2 separate regions of the Homo sapiens genome follow, and region 2 is linked to region 1. A link is an interaction called in ENCODE POLR2A ChIA-PET data of the cell type or tissue named here. Cell type or tissue: Panc1. All regions are shown on one strand.

Region 1 (5,000 bases):
TCCCTTCCCCTCCATTTCCCTCCTCTCCTTCTCCTAGTCTTCTCTTTCTTTTCTCATGTGGTTTGTCTCCCCATATTGCCCAGGCTGGTCTCAAACTCCTGGGCTCAAGTGATCCACCTATCTTGGCTTCCTGAAGTGTTGGATTACAGGCGTGAGCCCCTATGCCTAGCCTCTGTGTCTGTTTTCATCTGTGAAATGTGAATGATACTTACCTCATGGGTTATTAGGAAGATTAAATCCATTCATTTGTAGGAAGCACTTGTGACAGTATTGGCACATAATTACTTTAATACAATAACTGCCAGGTGCAATGGCTTACACCTGTAATCCCAGCCCTTAGGGAGGCAGAGGCCGGAGAATAGCTTGAGCTCAGGAGTTCAAGGCCTGCCTGGGCAATATAGTGAGATCCTGTTCTCCATAAAAAGAAAAAATAAAGACAAAAAGAATACAATAATCTTTTATCCACAGAGCATATGTTGGACCTCTGATGGATGCCTGAAACTGCGATAGGACTGAGCTCTAGATATACCATGTTTTTTCCTATACACCAATGGGCAGATAGCATATACAGCATGGACCAGCTGGACAAAGGGATGATTCCGTCCTCAGCACCACAGAGCCGGACTGGGCAATATTTCATCATGCTACTCAGAGCGGCACTCGATTTAAAACTTAGGAATTGTTTATTTCTGTATATTTCCCATTTAATATTTCCAGACCATAGTTGACCTCAGGTAACTGAAACCAGAGAAAGTACCCATAGCTGAGGCCAGGCGTGGTGGCTTACACCTGTAATCCCAGCATTTTTGGAGGCCGAGACGGGTGGATTACCTGAGGTCAGAAGTTCGAGACCAGCCTGGCCAACATGGTGAAATCCCGTCTCTACTAAAAATACAAAAATTAGCTGGGCGAGGAGGCACACATCTGTAATCCCAACTACTCGGGAAGCTGAGGCAGGAAAATTGCTTGATCCCAGGAGACAGAGGCTGCAGTGAGCTGAGATCACGCCACTGCACTCCAGCCTGGCCTACAGAGCGAGACTCTGTCTCAAAAAAAAAAAAAAAAAAAAAAAAGCACCCATAGTTCTTTGTAGATAGGGGGACAGCTGTATAAGCATTTATTACTATTTTTTTTCATTTAAGTTAAATGCATTCAAAGTGTGGCTAACCTATAAAGGGTAAAAAGTGTGCATTAGAATTGGCAGTTAAAGAAAGAAAAATTGGATTTCTTCCTCCTGTGGGTGGAAACCTCTACGTGATGCTGCTCTTGTATTCCTTGCAATTGATTAAGAGTGCCTTAGATGTGGGAAAGCTGTTTCTGATCCTCTTATCAGAGTGTAAAGTAAAACATGCTTGACTGGTTAATAAAAACGGAAGACAGTTAGAAAACATTTGTAGGCTGTGCGATGGAGTGGTCCAGAATTGCAGCCAGTAGTTGGTGGGCTGGCCTGTGGCTGCTCTAGGAAGTGCTCAGCACAGGAAGTGACCTTTATATTTCTTCCTAGCCTTACTGTGGCTCTGTCTCTTGACCAATGAAGTGAGCTGACTACTGCCATCTTCCTAAGTACCATAAATCCAACAGCACCGTGGCAAGTGGGAGATGCTAATTGTGTGGTCTATTTGGTTCCTACCTGAGAAAGTGTTCTGTGGCCTCTGCCTAAAATCAAAGGCCTGAAGACAGGAATGTTGAGAAGGAAAGCCATCAGGAATCAATCTGCCAGAGCCAGGAAATTGGGCTGGAGGTGTCTTATCAGGTCCTTATCTTAACGCTGCCCTCCCAGTGAAGCACCAACTACCCTAGATAGAGGTTCCCATTTATAACTGGGGACTTTGCAGCCCCAGACTCCTGAGTAGCTCCCAATCCCCTGGTGAATCTGGGTAATGAACTAAACTGCTAGGAATGCCCCAGCTTCCCTTCTGACTGGGCCTTTGATTATGTCACCTAAGCCTACTACCCCTCGCAAGCGCTAAAGAGGTTGTGGTCTGGAGGGAGTGAGGCTCCTTAGCCTTAGCTGATCACAGGAACATCTTTTTTTGCTTGCTGCCCTTGAGGTATTTTTTAAAGCCACAAACACTGACTCATTCAAGGGCCACAGCCTCAATGACCAACAAACTGTTGAGAGAAATAGCAGGCCCAGGTCAACCCTTGATTTCAGGTCTTGGCAGTGTTTCTGGCTGCAGCCTGAGCCCCTCTGTGGTCTGGGGAATGAGCAGGCCTTCTCATACCAGAGGCTCAGGGCAAGAATTCCTGCTCTCAAGTTTCCCAAGTAGAGTATTCCTTGATGAATTTGAATCTGACCAGTCATGGATTTCAGATAGGAAGAGGTAAGAGTTTAATTTTAGTAGCAATGCTAGGGAAAGATTAAAATCCTGTCTACATATCATCTGAGAATGGTTAAATAAATCATAGCACTTGGATATGGTGAAATGTATGCAGCCCTCATTAAACATTACATCTTTGAAGGAAATGTAATAGCATAGGAAAATACTCATGAAATATCCAGTTGTGGTGGGGAAGAGGGTGGAGACAAGAAACTGTAGCTGTACTGTGGTCCAGTTCTGTAAAAGCATACACATACGTGAGGTGTAGAAATACACCAAAGTGTTACCTAGTGATTATCTTGGGGGTGTACACACACGTGATTTTTATCTTCTATGTATTTTCTAATATTTGCCAAATGTCATACCCTGACATGTATTATGTTTGTGATGTTTATTTTTTTTGACACAGGGTCTCACTCTGTTGCCCAGGCTAGAGTGCAGTGGCACCATCTTGGCCTCACTGCAGCCTAAACCTCTGGGCACAAGCGATCCTTTTGCTTTAGGCTGGAAAGTAGCTAGGACCACAGGCATACACCACCACACCCAGCTAATTTTTGTATTTTCTGTAGAGATGTAGTTTCATCCAATAATTGCCCAGGCTGGTCTCAAACTCTTGGGCTCAAGCCATCCTCCCGCCTTGGCATCCTAAGGTGTTGGGATTACAGGCATGAGCTGCTGCGTCTGGCCTATATTATGTTTAAATGTTTTATTATGTTAAGCCTCCCGTAGCAAGAGGAAACTGAAGTTTTGAATACTCAAAGGTGGATCCATCTCTGGGTCACAGGCAGAGGGAAATGCTAAAATGTGTTATTCAGAGAACAAAATTCAACAGCATTTATCTATTCTCTTCTTTCAGTGTTGAGGCTAGGCCTTCATGCTTTGTTGGTGGATCTGATTGCCCCAATTTATGTAAGCTCATTGTTTATGCTAGCTTTTTGTTTGGCAGGAAAATTACATATTCATCGATTTAGATTTTTTTAAAATCTTGTTTATAGTCAAGTGATCATTCGAAATATCTAGTTCAAGTACACAGGGCCTTATCTGCTATCCCAGGACCTGAAAACACAATTTTTTTTTAAATTCATTTAATGGCAAGATGATGTTCTTTGAAAAACACTAACTACGGGAAAGAAGGAAGCACTGTTTAGAAGCATGTGGGCAGCTCCCTTCTCTGACTTCCTTCCTAACTGCAAGTGACCCAGGTGGACCAAGATGCTGTCAGAGGCCTTCAAGGCTGAAATTCCATTTTCTCTAACAGCTTTGGGGCTGGAAGGCTAACCAGCCACAGAAATATCTGGCAATCGGACAGAGAGACATGAGACCACAAAGATGTTGATAAAGCTTCTTATCCTCTGCTTCCCCCAGCCTCCTCATTAATGGCAAAGATTAAAGACAATTATATCTACCCACGGGAACTAGATGGATCCTCCTCTGCCCTCCACACCAGCCCCCCAGTAAATTGGGTGGATGGATGTATAAGTAAGGTTAACCCAACTGGAAAGTAGTTTATGATTCACTTTCATTTCATGAAAAACAAATCCAAAATGCAGAGCAAAGGAAGGAAAACAAAAGGGGAAGCATTTACAGTCCTTAGTGGGTTGCTCCAACCTAAAACCCCTTCTCATTGGTTATCTTTATTGCGTACCAAGACTTCGAGCACCTCCCCCACCCCCCAGTTTTCTTTTTTTAAAAGAACAGAAGATGAAAACGCTATGAGATGTATGAGCTCTGATTATGCCCAATTACATTTGGCAAGCCTAAGACAAAAATTAATGGGACCAGATTATTCTTCTGTGTGAGATGTAGTATTGCCCAGCCTAACTATTTTAGCTCTTGCCATGCTGTAGATCGTCAAACAAATTAATAACATGCTAATGGGTGCCTTTCAGGCTTCTCGTTTATATTAATGAGTTCCACTCCATCCGATAACCAGTGATTTATAGCACTGGAACTTGCAGCCTGGCTCTATAGATTGTCTTTTGTCACTCTTTCTGGGGTGGAGCAGCCAGCCTAACAAGCTAAATGGTAGGGTTTTGTAATTGAATTCTAAAATGTGAAACGCCTGATGCAAGAACATTTCATTCTGATCATGGCTTTGGAAATTGAAAGGCCTTCAGTACGTCTCCCACTACCCAACGCTGAATGCAGTCTGATTTGGGTTTCCACAACTTGTGAAGCAAGGGTGTGACAAGATTCTTAATGGAGGGTATTCATGCTGAGCTAGCATGGCAGTTAGATTCAGCGGGCTGTAAAATAGCTCCTCTAAAGAAAACAATATATTCTTAAGAGCCATAAAAGAGAACCCTTCCTCACCTTGAAGGTATTCCCACCCCTCATCTTCCCCCCACCAAGCGTAGGAGGCAGAGAGCTCTGACTCTGTGCCAGGCACTGTGCTAACTACTTTATTCTTGACTCATTCAGTCCTCTGTGTGCCTTTATGAAGGAGGCAGCAGTGTTATTCCCATTTTACGGAGATGAAACTGGAGCACAAAGAGGTGAAGTAGCTGACCCATTCTGAGAGCTGCTAAGTGGTGGAGCAAGGCTGCCAGCCCAGGCAACACTCTGCTCCTTTCCGGCTCACCCGCTGCTTCTGGCTTTGTAGCCCTCTTATTTCTAATGTAAGAGGAGTGCAGATTGGGAGCCCCAGATGAGCAAACTCCAAATGCCTTGGCTATGAGG
Region 2 (5,000 bases), 170 kb before region 1:
ATATGTAAGAATCTTGAAAATATTATGCTAAGTGAAAGAAGCCAGTCACAAAAGACCACATACTATATTATTCCATTTAAATGAAACATGCAGAGTAGGCAAATCTTAGATTCATGATGGCCTAGGGCTGGGGACTAGGTTAAGAAAGAAATGGAGAGTGGCTGCTGATAGGTACAGGTTTCCCTTTGGGGTGATGAAAATGCTCCAAAATTGATTGTGGTGATGGTTGCGCAATTCTGTGAATATACAAAAAAAATTTACTCGTACACTTTAAATGGGTGGTTTTTACGGTATGTGAATTATATCTCAATAAAGCTCTTATTTTAAAAAAGAGAGAGAAGAAAAAAGGAAGAAGGAAGAAAAAAAAAGGAGGAGGATGAGGGCAAGGACAAGAAGAAGAGAGAGGAGGAGGAGGAAGAAAAATGAGGAGGAGGAGAAAGGGACGAGGAGGAAAGCTGGGCATGGTGATGTGTGCCTGTAGTCCCAGTTACTCAGGAGGCAGAGGCCACCCTGGGCAACATAATGATATGCCGTCTCTAAAATAAATAAACAATGAAGAAGGCAGTGTGAACGACCAACTGTGTCAAACACCGCTGAGAGGTCATGTAAGACAAGGACTAAGAATGGACCATTGGATTTTTTTGTGGGGTAAAATATACACAAAACTTACCATTTAGCCATTTTTAGGTGTACAGTTCAGTAGCATTAAATACATTCACACTGTTGTGCAACCATCACCACCAACCATCTCCAGAAGTTCTCACCTTTCCCAATAAAAAGTGCAGTGGCGCAATCTTGGCTCACTGCAACCTCCACCTCCTGGGTTCAAGCGATTCTCCCACCTCAGCCTCACGAGTAGCTGGGATTACACGCACATGCCACCACACCCAGCTAATTTTTGTATTTTTAGTAGAAATGGGGTTTCACCACGTTGGCCAGGCTGATCTCAAACTCCTGACCTCAGGTGTTCCACCCGCCTTGGCCTCCCAAAGTGCTGGGTTTACAGGCGTGAGCCACTGCACCCAGCCCGATATATCTATTTTCTATGTCTACAAATATAACAGTCTCAAAGCATACTCAAATACGGGGGGAATTAGGCAGGAGGGTTTGACAGAGGAGTAAAGAAATTTGAGCTAAAAGACCAAGAATGAGTTTGTATCTGTCTGCTAGTGGTCTGTTTCCTGAAGCCCGTAACTCAGGAACTCCTGAAAGTATAAACTGGTTTGGTTTTTTGTTTTTAGTTGTTATTGTTGTTGTTTTCAGACAAGGTCTCACTCTGTTGCCCAGACTGGAGTGCAGTGGTGCAATCACGACTCACTGCAGCCTCAACCTCCTGGGCTCAAGAGATCCTCCCGCCTCAGCCTCCCTAGTAACTGGGACTACAGGCATGCGTTACCATACTCGGCTAATTTTTGTATTTTTTGTACAGACAGGGCTTCGCCATGTTGCCCCGGCTGGTCTCAAACTCCTGAGTTCAAGTGATCCTCCTGCCTTGGCTTCCCAAAGTGCTGGGTTTACAGGCATATGAGCCACCACACCCGGCACAAACTGGTTTTGAATATGAACGGAATAAAGATTTTCAAGGAAAACAAATTTTCATTTAGTATTCAGAACTCATCTTTAAAGTCTTCCATGTGATTTTCAACCATGATAGGCAAATATGGGCTTTAAAAAGAAGGAAGAGGAAAGTGACCAGTGGTTCTGAGCCCTTGTTTTAAAAAGTCAATCACAGGTAAGTGAGCAAATGGACAAGAGATTTAAGTAATTTTCAAAGTTGGGGCATTTGCTATTTTATCAGTGTCTCAGAAGGCTGTCCAAAGGCTATAGATTTAAACAAATAACATGGAGTCCTCGAGATACTGGCATTTCCATTTTTAAGGGTAAACATCTGAAAATGATGATGTTCAAATTAAGAGTCTGGTAGCAGTTTACAGTTACATATGGAGTCGAAAGAAAGAAAATACCATCTCTGTTCTTACGTACAGATTATTTATTGTAAAAATGTAAGCAATTACAAATTGATCTGTTGTGAAATCAGTGCTGAATTAACATTAATGTAACTCCAGTGAAAAAAATGAATTTGATCAATTATTATCAGGAATAAACATTAAGCCATGACGGTGCTCAAGTTATCTTCTGATGACACTGCTGTATTAAATGTACTTTTCCTATGAGAACCTTAGAAAAATAAAAATTTCTGAGTAGATCATCTTTATCTTTTCTTTTTATATATTTATAGCCATATTTTAATATAATAGGCCATGAGGTGATATGTAAACATACATAATTTCAACAAATTTTGTCAAATAAAATCATATTTCTAGCTAGAAACTTGCCTTCTAATCATTTTAAATGAATAATCCAATCATCCGTCAAAACAAATTTTTTTTTTAAATGACTGTTAAATCCTAACCTTCATTTTCCCCTGGGGAAATAGCATTAAAATTGTTACACAATCTGCTATAGAAAGTGGGATTCTCTATTTTGAAGCCACTAGCTTGCATTTGCACATCTAGCACAGGAGAATCTTCATCCAGTGATGAGCGGGTTACACGGATGAACGCTAAGCTTCGCTGCACAGGTGCAGGGCCCCGGCCTCACAGATTTGCCTTCTCCCTTGCCGCCAAGTGAGATCCGGACTGCACAAAGGTGTGAATCGCATTCTGTTTTAAAAGAACAAGATGAGCAGGTTAATCACCTCATGGGCAGCAACGTGATATTTACTCAGTTTTAATATGTATGCAAATGAAAATAATAATTCAGAATTCATTCACTTTAACTGTCTTAAATTGCCCAGCGCTAAAATGAAGAGTATGTGTTTTGCCAGTGAATTCTTTATCTCTCAAATGAATTTCTGCACAGCTGCCTAAGAAATCTAACAGTGGCAGGTAATGGCCCCTGCAGACTGTAATGCTAAGTGGTAACTAAGTCATGCCTACTCCAACCCAGCACACACAGCCTCTGCATGGCCAGGCTGCTCCCAGCTTACCTTAGGCTTCTCAGCATTGTACTTGTCCAGAAGAGCCTGGATGTGGCTCCCGTAGTCAGGGTGGACCTCAGTGAAGTTCTTGACCTAAGGCCAAAGGAAAATAAATGCAAGCATTACTCTAACTCCCTACTATATCACTCCCCAGGGACTGTGGTTTCCCAGTGTTTATTCCATAGGGGAGGAAAGACGTTTCAGCAGGAGGCAGTACTACAGGTGTTTAACAATGCCAGCCTCAGAGTTAAGATGCAGGTCCAGTGAACACTCTGACATATACTGGCTGAGCAACCTCGGATAGGTCACTTAACTTACTGAGCTTATGTCCCTCTGCCGAAATGCGCAAGAAAATGACACCTAATCAGTATAATTTTAAAAATACTATTTGGTCTTTGTCCCCCATTCCTGACACAGATCTAAAACCCTTCGAATGTACTGTCTTTTATATACTACTAAGATGATTCATGGGGGCCTACATAGATTCCTGATGGAGGCTCACACCAGGAAGAACAAGCACGCGATCAGAAGGTTAGAACTTCTAGCCCCACCCCCAAACCTCCAGGGATGGGAGAGGGGCTGGAGATTGTATTCAATCACCCATAGCCAATAATTTCATCAATCATGCCTATGTCATAAAACCTCCAGAAAAACCCACAACTGGCAAGGTCAGGGAGTGTCTGGATTAGTGCACACATCCAGGAGCTAGAAGGGTGGTCCACTCAGGGAGGCACAGAAGCTCCGAGGCCTTCCCCCATGCCCCTCTTCCATTTGTCTATTCCTGAGTTGTATTCTTTATAATAAATTGGTAATCATAAGTAAATCATTTTCCTGAGTTCTATGAGTCTTTCCAGCAAATTATCAAACCTGAGGAAAGGGTTTGATTTGCAGTCAGAATCTGCAGAAGTGTGCATAGCCAGGGTACCTCATTTGTTATCTAAAGTGGGAAATGACCCCTAAATCTTTGGGTTCTGACTCTAGCTCCAGGAGCTACTGTTAGAATTGAATTGAGTTATAGGACACACAGTTACTGTCAAAGAATTACAGAATTGCTTATTGTCGGGGAAAAAAACCCATACAACCTAGGCCAGGCGCAGTGGCTCACGCCCGAAATCCCAGCACTTTGGGAGGCCAAGATGGGTGGATCACCTGAGGTCAGTAGTTCAAGACCAGCCTGGTTAACATGGCAAAACCCCATCTCTACTAAAAACACAAAAATTAGTCGGGCATGGTGGGGCATGCCTGTAGTCCAAGCTACTGGGGAGGCTGAGGCAGGAAAATCTCTTGAACCCAGGAGGCAGAGGTTGCAGTGAGCCGAGATCATGCCACTGCAGTCCAGCCTGGGTGACAGAACAAGACTCCATCTTAAAAAAAAAAAACCCACACAACCTACCTCACAGGATGCTGTGAGAAAAATGCTGAGAAGTGAGGTGCATTTACTGCATGAAAAGAGCTGACCTCAGAGTAAGCGCTTAACAAATTACAGTGATTTACATTGAGAAACGGGCCCAGACACAGCCTAAAGTTAATGTGAAGGATACAAGAACACTGGTACATGCAGCACAACTCCACACACTTCAGGCAGGAATTCCCCAGTGGACAGCAAGAGGAGGCAGGGCATTGGGAACCCATAAAAGCCTTACAGTTTCAGCATATGTGAAAGGAGAATGCCAAGGGTTCCAGCCCAGTTCTGCTATTTACAAGCTGTCGTATCCATTCTCTCCAGTAAAAGGAGATAAATCCTGCCCTGCCTACCACACAGAGCGCCTGTCAAGCTCTCTGCTGATACTGGAACCCAGGCTCTGGGACACAGCCCAGACAGCTGCTAGCCCAGCTGCCCCTAGGAACTGAGAAGCAGCAACTAGGGGCCAAGGAAAAAGGGGGATTTCTAGATTTGCAAAAAGCTTAGCTCTGGGACAGGCCAGGAAACCAGAAGTGAGAGGGCTTCACTCAGCTCGATGAGCGGCCATCAGAAATACCCCAGCACCTTAGCATGAAAGTCTAGCCTGCCTTTTGGAAG

What was found. ChIA-PET counts read pairs that join two places held together with the same protein. Peaks named below come from ENCODE experiments on the same cell type or tissue, not always from the same donor. Only the 100,000 strongest peaks of a DNase experiment are listed, where the experiment ranks them.
Region 2: POLR2A ChIA-PET joins it to region 1 with 12 read pairs; 2 of 35 experiments call an interaction of 5 or more read pairs at or near these places.

The regions. Positions count from the first base shown.
Region 1 is chr11:34,299,710-34,304,709 of GRCh38, reverse strand. All of the region lies in intron 1 of ABTB2 (ankyrin repeat and BTB domain containing 2), which reads left to right. Among named protein-coding and RNA genes, the nearest start is that of ABTB2, 56 kb to the left of the region's middle. In Panc1, no CTCF peak of the experiment used is centred here; a DNase peak (open chromatin) is centred at 2,029; H3K27ac peaks cover 2,353 bases.
Region 2 is chr11:34,469,031-34,474,030 of GRCh38, reverse strand. It overlaps CAT (catalase), which reads right to left. Exons shown (of 13, transcript NM_001752.4): 12 at 2,990-3,073; 13 at 1,971-2,663. The coding sequence ends at 2,598. Among named protein-coding and RNA genes, the nearest start is that of CAT, 33 kb to the right of the region's middle. In Panc1, no CTCF peak of the experiment used is centred here; no DNase peak of the experiment used is centred here.